2 separate regions of the Homo sapiens genome follow, and region 1 is linked to region 2. A link is a contact called in ENCODE Hi-C or POLR2A ChIA-PET data. All regions are on one chromosome and are shown on one strand. Each heading gives the region's core, a stretch centred on a gene start or an enhancer-like site at or near the end of the contact. The rest is flanking DNA. Distances are from core to core; before and after follow the strand shown.

Region 1 (3,810 bases), core at 1,168-3,667, 300 kb before region 2:
ATCCAGCCAAATGAGTTGAAAACTTATGTCTGCACCAAAACCTGGCTGGGTGTGGTGACTCATGCTTGTAATCCCAGTGCTCTGGGAGGCTGACGCAGGAAGATCACTTGATCCCAGGAGTTCAAGACCAGGCTGGGCAACACAGTGAGACCCCATCTTTAAAAAAAAAAAATAATAAGCCAGCCATGGTGGCATGCACCTGTAGTCCCAGCTACTAGGGAGGATGAGGTGGGAGGATCACTTGAGTCCAGGAGTCAGGACTGCAGTGAGCCAGGATCATGCTACTGTACTCCAGCGTAGGTGAAAGAACAAGACTATTTAAAACAAACAAACCTGCACATGAATGTCTACCGCAACCTTATTCATAATTGCTAAAACTTGTAAGTCACCAAAATGACCTCCTGTGGGCGAATGGATAAACAAATCGTGGCACATCTATACAATGGAATATCATTCAGCACTATAAATGAGGTATTGTGTCAGAAGAAGATGCAGAGGAACCTTATTGTTAAGTGGAAGGAGCCAGATTGAAAAGGCTACATATACTATGATTCCAGCTACATGATTTTCTGGAAAGGGCAGAACTATAAAGACAATGAAAAGATCAATAGTTACAGGGGATTTGGGGAGAGAGAGAAAGGGATGAACAAATGGAGCAAAGGGGATTTCTGGGACAATGAAACAATTCTGAATGACACCGTAATGATGGATAGATAATATTATGTATTTGTTAAAACACACAGAACTGTAAAACACATTAGAGTGAATCCTAATGTAAACAAAGAACTTTAACCAATAATAATGTATCAATATTGGTTCATCAATTATAACAAATGTACCACACTCATGCATGATGTTAGTAATAGGAAAAACTGTGTACAGGGTTGAGGGGTGGGGATGGAGTATGTGGGAACTCTCTGTACTTTCTACTCCATTTTTCTGCAAAGCTAACACTGCCCTAAAAAATAAAGTCTATTAATTAAAGAAAAAGAAGTGCAAAACTTGTATTCTGAAACCTACAAAACACTGAAAGAATTCAAAGACATACATAACTGGAAAGACATCCTATGTTCATGGACCAGAAGACTTAATATTTTTAAGATGTCAATATCATTAAATTAACCTACAGATTCAACAGAATCACTATCAAAATTCCAGCTGGCTTTTCTGCAGAAATTGACAGGCTAATCTTAAAATGTATAAGGAATTACAAGAGAATCAGAATAGTCAAAACAATCTTTAAAAAGAGGAACAAAGTTGGATTCATCCTTCTCAATTTCAAAAGTTACTACAAATCTGCAGTAATCGAGATCGTGTAGGGGAAAAAAAAAAGACTGTGTGGTATTGACATAAGGATAGACAAAAAGATCAATGGAATAGAATTAAGAGTCTAGAAATAAATTCATACATTTTGGTCAACTGATATTTCAACAAGAGTGCCAAGACCATTCAATAGCAAAAGAGTAGTCTTCAACAAGTGGTGCTGGGACCACTGGATATCCACATGAAGAAAAATGAATTTGGACTCCTTCCTTATACCATACACAAAAATTAGCTAAGAATGGATCACAGACCTAAATATAAGAGCTAAAACTATAAAACTCCTAGAAGAAAATGTATAAAAGCAAATCTTCATGACTTTGGATTAGTCAGAGCCTTCTTAGATATGACAGTGAAAGCTCAGGGACAAAATTTTAAAAAACAGATAAATTGCATTTCATCAAAATTTTAAATAACTTTTGGTCTTCAAAAGAGATCATTGAGAAAATAAAATGACAACCCAGAATGGGAGAAAATATTTGCAAATCATGTATCCGAAAAGAAGTTGTATCTAGAATACATAAAAGACTCTTAAACTCAACAATAAAAAACCAAATAGAGTAGTTTCCCCTTACTCATGGTTTCATTTTCAGCAGTTTCAGTTATCTATGGTCAATGGTGGTCCAAAAATATTAAGTGAAAAATTCCAGAAATAATTCATCAGTTTTAAATTACAAGTCATTCTGGCCAGGCGCAGTGGCTCATGCCTGTAATCCCAGCATTTTGGGATGCTGAGTCGGGTGGATCACTTGAGCCCAAGAGTTCGAGACCAGCCTGGGCAATATGGCGAAACCCCGTCTCTACTAAAAACACAAAAATTACCTGGGTGTGATGGCACAAGCCTGTAATCTCAGCTACTTGGGAGGCTGAGGTACAAGAATCGGTTGAACCCGGGAAGCTGAGGTTGCAGTGAGCCACGATGGCACTACTGCACTCCAGAATGGGCAACAGAGTGAGACTCGGTCTCAAAAAAAAAAAAAAAAATTACAAGGCGTTCTGACTATCCTGATGAAATCCCATATATTCCCATTTTGTTCCACCTAGGATGTGAATCATCCTTTTGTTCAGCATCCACATATTAGTCACTTAGCAGCTGACTCGTATCAGATCAGCTGTCCCAGCATTGCAGTTCTTGTGTTCAAGTAACCCTTATTATACTTAATAATGGCCCCAAAGCACAAGAGTAGCGATGCTGATGATTTGGATATGCCAAAGGTGAAAGTTCTTAACTTTTATTTTATTGTTTTATTTTATTTTTAGAGACAGGATCTGAATCTGTTGCCTAGGGTGGAGTACAGTGGCGTGACCCTGGCTCACTGCAGCCGTAGACTCCTGGGCACAAACAATCCTCCCACCTCATCCTCCATAGTAACGGAAACCATAGGCATGTGCCACTATGCCCAGCCAGTGTATTTTTATTTTTAGTAGAGATGGGGTCTCACTATATTGCTCAGGCTGGTCTTGAACTCCTGGTCTCAAGCAATCCTCCTGCCCCAGCCTCCCAGAGCCAAAGTGCTGAGATTAAAGGCATCAGCCACCATGCCCAGCCTCAACTTTCACTAAAAAAAATAAAATAAAAATAAAAAATAAATCACATGCTGAAGTTGATAAGATTTACAGTAAGAATGAATCTTCTATCAGTGAAATTGTGAAGAAGGAAAAAAAGTTAGTTTTGCTGTCATACCTCAAACTGCAAAAGTTATGGCCACAGTGCATGTATAAGATAAAACATAGTATATAAATGGTTTGGTACTATCAAGTTTCGGGCATCCACTGGAGTCTTGGAACGTATCCCCTACAGATAAGGAGGGACTACTGTAATCCAAAGGAAAAATAGGCCAAGGATTTAAACAGTCATTTCTCCAAAGAAGATATACAAAAGGCCAATAAACCTATGAAAATAGGCTCAACATCATTAGTCACCAGGAAAATGCAAATCAAAACCAGCGAAATACCACTTCACATCTCTGTTAGAATGACAATAACCAAAAAAGCATAATAACAAGTGTTGGGAAGGAATTGGAGTACTCGTACATTAGGGGAATGTGAGAAGGTAAAATGGTACAGCTTTTTTGGAAAACAATTTGACAGTTCCTCAAAATATTAAACATGGAGTTAATCACACGATCCAGCAATTCCTCTCCTAGGTATACAGCCAAGAAAAACGAAAACACATGTCCACACAAAAATGTATACACGGTATTCACAGCAGCATTATCCATAATAGCCAAAAAATGAAAACAATTAAAATTTGTATCAACTGATGAATGGTTAAATAAAATGTTGTGAAGCCACACAACGGAATACTACTTGGCAATAAAAAATAATGAAGTACTGATACATGTCACAACGTGGATGAACCTTGAAAACACTACCCTAAGTGAAAGAAACCAGTTAGAAAAGACCATACACTGCCTGGACGCAGTGGCTCACGCCTATAATCCCAGCGGTCTGGGAAGCCGAGGTGGGCGGACCACTTGAGGTCAGGAG
Region 2 (3,586 bases), core at 744-3,243:
TGGAGTTGGGCAGATATATGGACATAGGCTCTAAAACACCTCTGCAATAGGCCTTGGGTAGATGGAGAATTGAGGGGATGTGCCTTAGATCTGGCGCTTAGAGAGGCTATGGAGATGCTGAGACTAGCTTTTCTCTGTGTTTTCTTTTGTGCATACATTCATTCTACAAATATTTACTAAGCACCTGCCATGTGCCAAGCATTGCTCTAGGTACTAGGGATATAGTAGGGAACCAAACAAAGTCCTTACCTCCAAGGAGTTTGCGTCCCAGTGAAGGTATTCACAAACTTGCAATTTCACCTCCTTGGGACCCTAGCGTTCTCATATTTGGGACAGTTAGAGTCAAGGTCCCATAACACTTTAATGTTTTGTTTTGTTTTATTTTATTTTATTTTATTTTATTTTATTTTATTTTATTTTATTTTATTTTATTTTATTTTTGAGATGGAATTTTGCTGTTATTGCCCAGGCTGGAGTGCAATGGCACAATCTCAGCTCACTGCAACCTCCACCTCCTGGGTTCAAGTGATTCTCCTGCCTCATTCCCCCAAGTAGCTGGGATTACAGGTGTGCGCCACCATGCCTGGCTATTTTTATATTTTTAGTAGAGATGAAGTTTCTCCATGTTAGTCAGGCTGGTCTCGAATTTCCAACCTCAGGTGATCCACCCACCTCAGCCTCCCAAAGTGTTGGGATTACAGGCGTAAACCACTGTGGCCGGCCAATACTTTAATTTATTAAATGAAGGAAATAGCATGGGCCTATTTTAGTTTTCCTAGTTGTAAAGCAGGGATTATGGAGGAGGAGGTAGAATTGCTCTCTGAATTGTCTCCATCTTGGAGTCACAGAGATCTAAACCTTGCAATGTCAGGAGCACTGGCTTATCTTACATGGGAAACTCATGGTAGATAAAGCTTAGTTAGAAAGTTTGTTGTGTAGATTCTCTGATGCCCTCTCCAGGCTGATAAGGTTCTAACGTAATCTCTGGTGATCAGCCTTTGTCCTTCCTGGATTCCTTTTTAAATAGCTGGTGCCTCAAGGGGGAAAATTGGAGAGCAGGGATGATAAGAGTCTTGCTGGGAGTTCCAGTCCCCTAACTAACCCAGAGGAGGTGACTGTTTATCGCAAACAATTACCTGTCTCATTAAAAGTTATCACAGCTAGAAGCTTATGGAGTGGATAAGCTTCTGGAAATGGAAATTGTGTCTAAGAATCGGGAAGGTTCATATCCTCAAGATGGGTAGGAAAGGGATTGATGAGGCTACTCTGATGGTAGAACTCTGGAGAGAAAGATGATTTACACATTGTAGGGGAAGAAAAAAAATGTTCTCTTTACCTTTCTGAATTCTGGGCTGGGACCCTTGTAACAAAAGGTAGATTAAGAGGAGAAGAATAAGCTGGGCAAGGTGGCTCAAACATGTAATCCCAGCACTTTGGAAGTCCAAGGCAGGAGGATCAGTTGAGGCCAGGAGTTTGAGGTTATGGTGAGTTATGATCACAGCATGGCACTACAGCTTGGGCAACAGAGCAAGAGTCTTAGCCAAGTGTGATGGCCTGTGCCTGTAGTCCTAGCTGCTTGGGGGACTGAGGTGAGAGGATTGCTTGAGCCCAGGAGTTTAAGGATACAGAGAGCTATGATCATGTCGCTACACTCCAGCCTGAGCAACAGGGTGAGACCTTGTCTCCAAACAAACAAACAAAAAAAACAAATAAAAAGCAGATTCCCTTCACCCCCCAAAAAAACCAACAAGAGAAAAGCAAGAAGTTAACACATATGTGTTATATGTATATGGGAGATACCAGAGAAGTGAATAGATCTCAAAGAGGTGGCTTAGTACTCTGGCTTTACAGCATTTTCAACAAAGAACAGTAAATATTTAGATAAATGACTGCAGAAAGGGAAAGGACCTTGAGTCTCTAGGCGTGGCAAACTGTGGGAAGACAAATAAAATACATGGGAAACTCCTGGTAGATAAAGCTAAGTTAGAAAGTTTGTTGTGTAGATTCATTCCTCTGGTGCCCTCTCCAGGCTGGTGATCAGCCTTTGTCCTTCCTAGACTCCTTTGCAGATAGGAGGATGGCAGAGAGCTTCTTTTATATCTGCATCTTCCCAGTTGCCTTCAACTCCAAATAATCCTTATGCCAAAGTGGCATATTTTGGGATGGCATATTCAGCTACCCTTCAACATACTCCTCTGGAAGAGGATTTAGGATTCTCAGTAAAGAACTTTGAATCTTTCCGCTTGAAAATCATTGTGCCAGGCTTACTAATAGGTGGTATGATTTGAGCGGGTGAGATTTTCTTCTAGGAAAATAAGTCCTCAGGAAATTCCAGAAGCTTTAGACAAGTAAAAGCAGAAAGGAGACAAGCTTTTTTTTTTTTTTTTTTAAATTTAAATTAACTGTTGGATGCTGCATAAATCCTGGTCAGGTTTGCATGATTCTGCAGAGCCTCTGCCTTTGCTGTTTTTCACCTGTTGGATGAATGATTCATTTGCCCCTGCTGTTTCTCACCTGTTGGATGAATGATGCTGCTGTTTTACACAGCGGCATTCCAGCAAATGTGGGTGGTGGGCCATTCACCTCTTTGTGTTGATCTGGAAATATGCATTGTTCCATTTATGCCTGAGCCACCTCAGTCTTCCTCATTAGCAAGGACTTACATATGCACTATGCTGGCTTGGAATTTAATTCTTGACTGTGCTGTTTTTAACCAAATAAGGAAAACCCTGGCCTTTTTCTGCTTCTAGGACCCAGCCACTTTTGAGTTGCCAGTGTGTTTCCAAGTATGGATTTTGGATTACCTGCATCAGAACCACTTCCTGTGCTTGTTAAAAATATTCATTTCTGGGATGCACTCCCAATCTACTGAACCACAGCCTCTGGAGTGAGGCTTAGGAATTTGCATTTTTAATATGTTTCTCAGGTAATTCATAGGTACATCAAAGTTTGAGAATCACTGGTTTAGACTCATAGAATATTAGAGAGGAAATAACCTCGTGTTCCCTTGGGGTCCCAACGTATGGCCCATTGGAACAAATGCAGACTGCTTGATGCTGGAGTTAAGCCTGGGAAAGGTTGGTAGCATACTTTTTCCATTTAAATTAGGAATTAGGATACCCACACAATCTGGTAGGTCAGTAAGGACAAAGCCCCCTCTTAAGGATCACTATTATGTGACACCTTGCTATTAGCAGGCCCAGGTCTGTCATTACAGTTGAAGGTGAACATAATTAATTACAGGCATTTCATTTTCAGCTGTTACAGTTTAATTCTCCTAATGTTATATTATGGAACCGGAACATTTGCATAATAATTTACAAAGGAGATCAGTGTGAGTAAGCACTTTTTGTGCCTTTGACTCAAGCTTTGTCACTCTAATTAGTATTCGTGTGCCAAGTGTGGATTCTCTCAACTCATTAAAATTTTTGAGATCATTCAGGCTTCACACTTAGATGTTTCAGACCATTTGGCCCACCGTTGAGGGAAAAACAACACAGATATCTTAACTTGGTCCAATGCTGTAATTTTATAGATGTGAAAATCAAGATGGGGGTGGGGGATGAAGTGACTTGTGCAAGCATGT

Evidence for each region. A loop is a pair of places that touch in the nucleus more often than their neighbours do. ChIA-PET counts read pairs that join two places held with the same protein, here RNA polymerase II (POLR2A).
Region 1: a map of heart right ventricle shows a loop between it and region 2 (4-fold over the local background). The contact joins two enhancer-like sites. A Hi-C loop is called at or near these places in 1 of 168 maps with a recorded cell type or tissue (heart right ventricle). POLR2A ChIA-PET finds 5 or more read pairs at or near these places in 2 of 52 experiments (H1 and activated T-cell).

Annotation. Positions count from the first base shown.
Region 1 is chr15:40,189,383-40,193,192 of GRCh38, reverse strand. All of the region lies in intron 8 of BUB1B (BUB1 mitotic checkpoint serine/threonine kinase B), which reads right to left. All of the region lies in intron 1 of LOC107984763 (a long non-coding RNA gene), which reads left to right. Among named protein-coding and RNA genes, the nearest start is that of BUB1B-PAK6, 26 kb to the left of the region's middle. RefSeq lists a silencer at 2,319-2,519. Within about 2 kb of position 2,417, at least 2 of the 41 ENCODE cell types and tissues checked have a DNase peak (open chromatin) inside an H3K27ac peak, as active enhancers do.
Region 2 is chr15:39,886,403-39,889,988 of GRCh38, reverse strand. All of the region lies in intron 1 of GPR176 (G protein-coupled receptor 176), which reads left to right. Among named protein-coding and RNA genes, the nearest start is that of GPR176, 32 kb to the left of the region's middle. RefSeq lists enhancers at 2,261-2,791, 3,324-3,586. Within about 2 kb of position 1,993, at least 2 of the 41 ENCODE cell types and tissues checked have a DNase peak (open chromatin) inside an H3K27ac peak, as active enhancers do.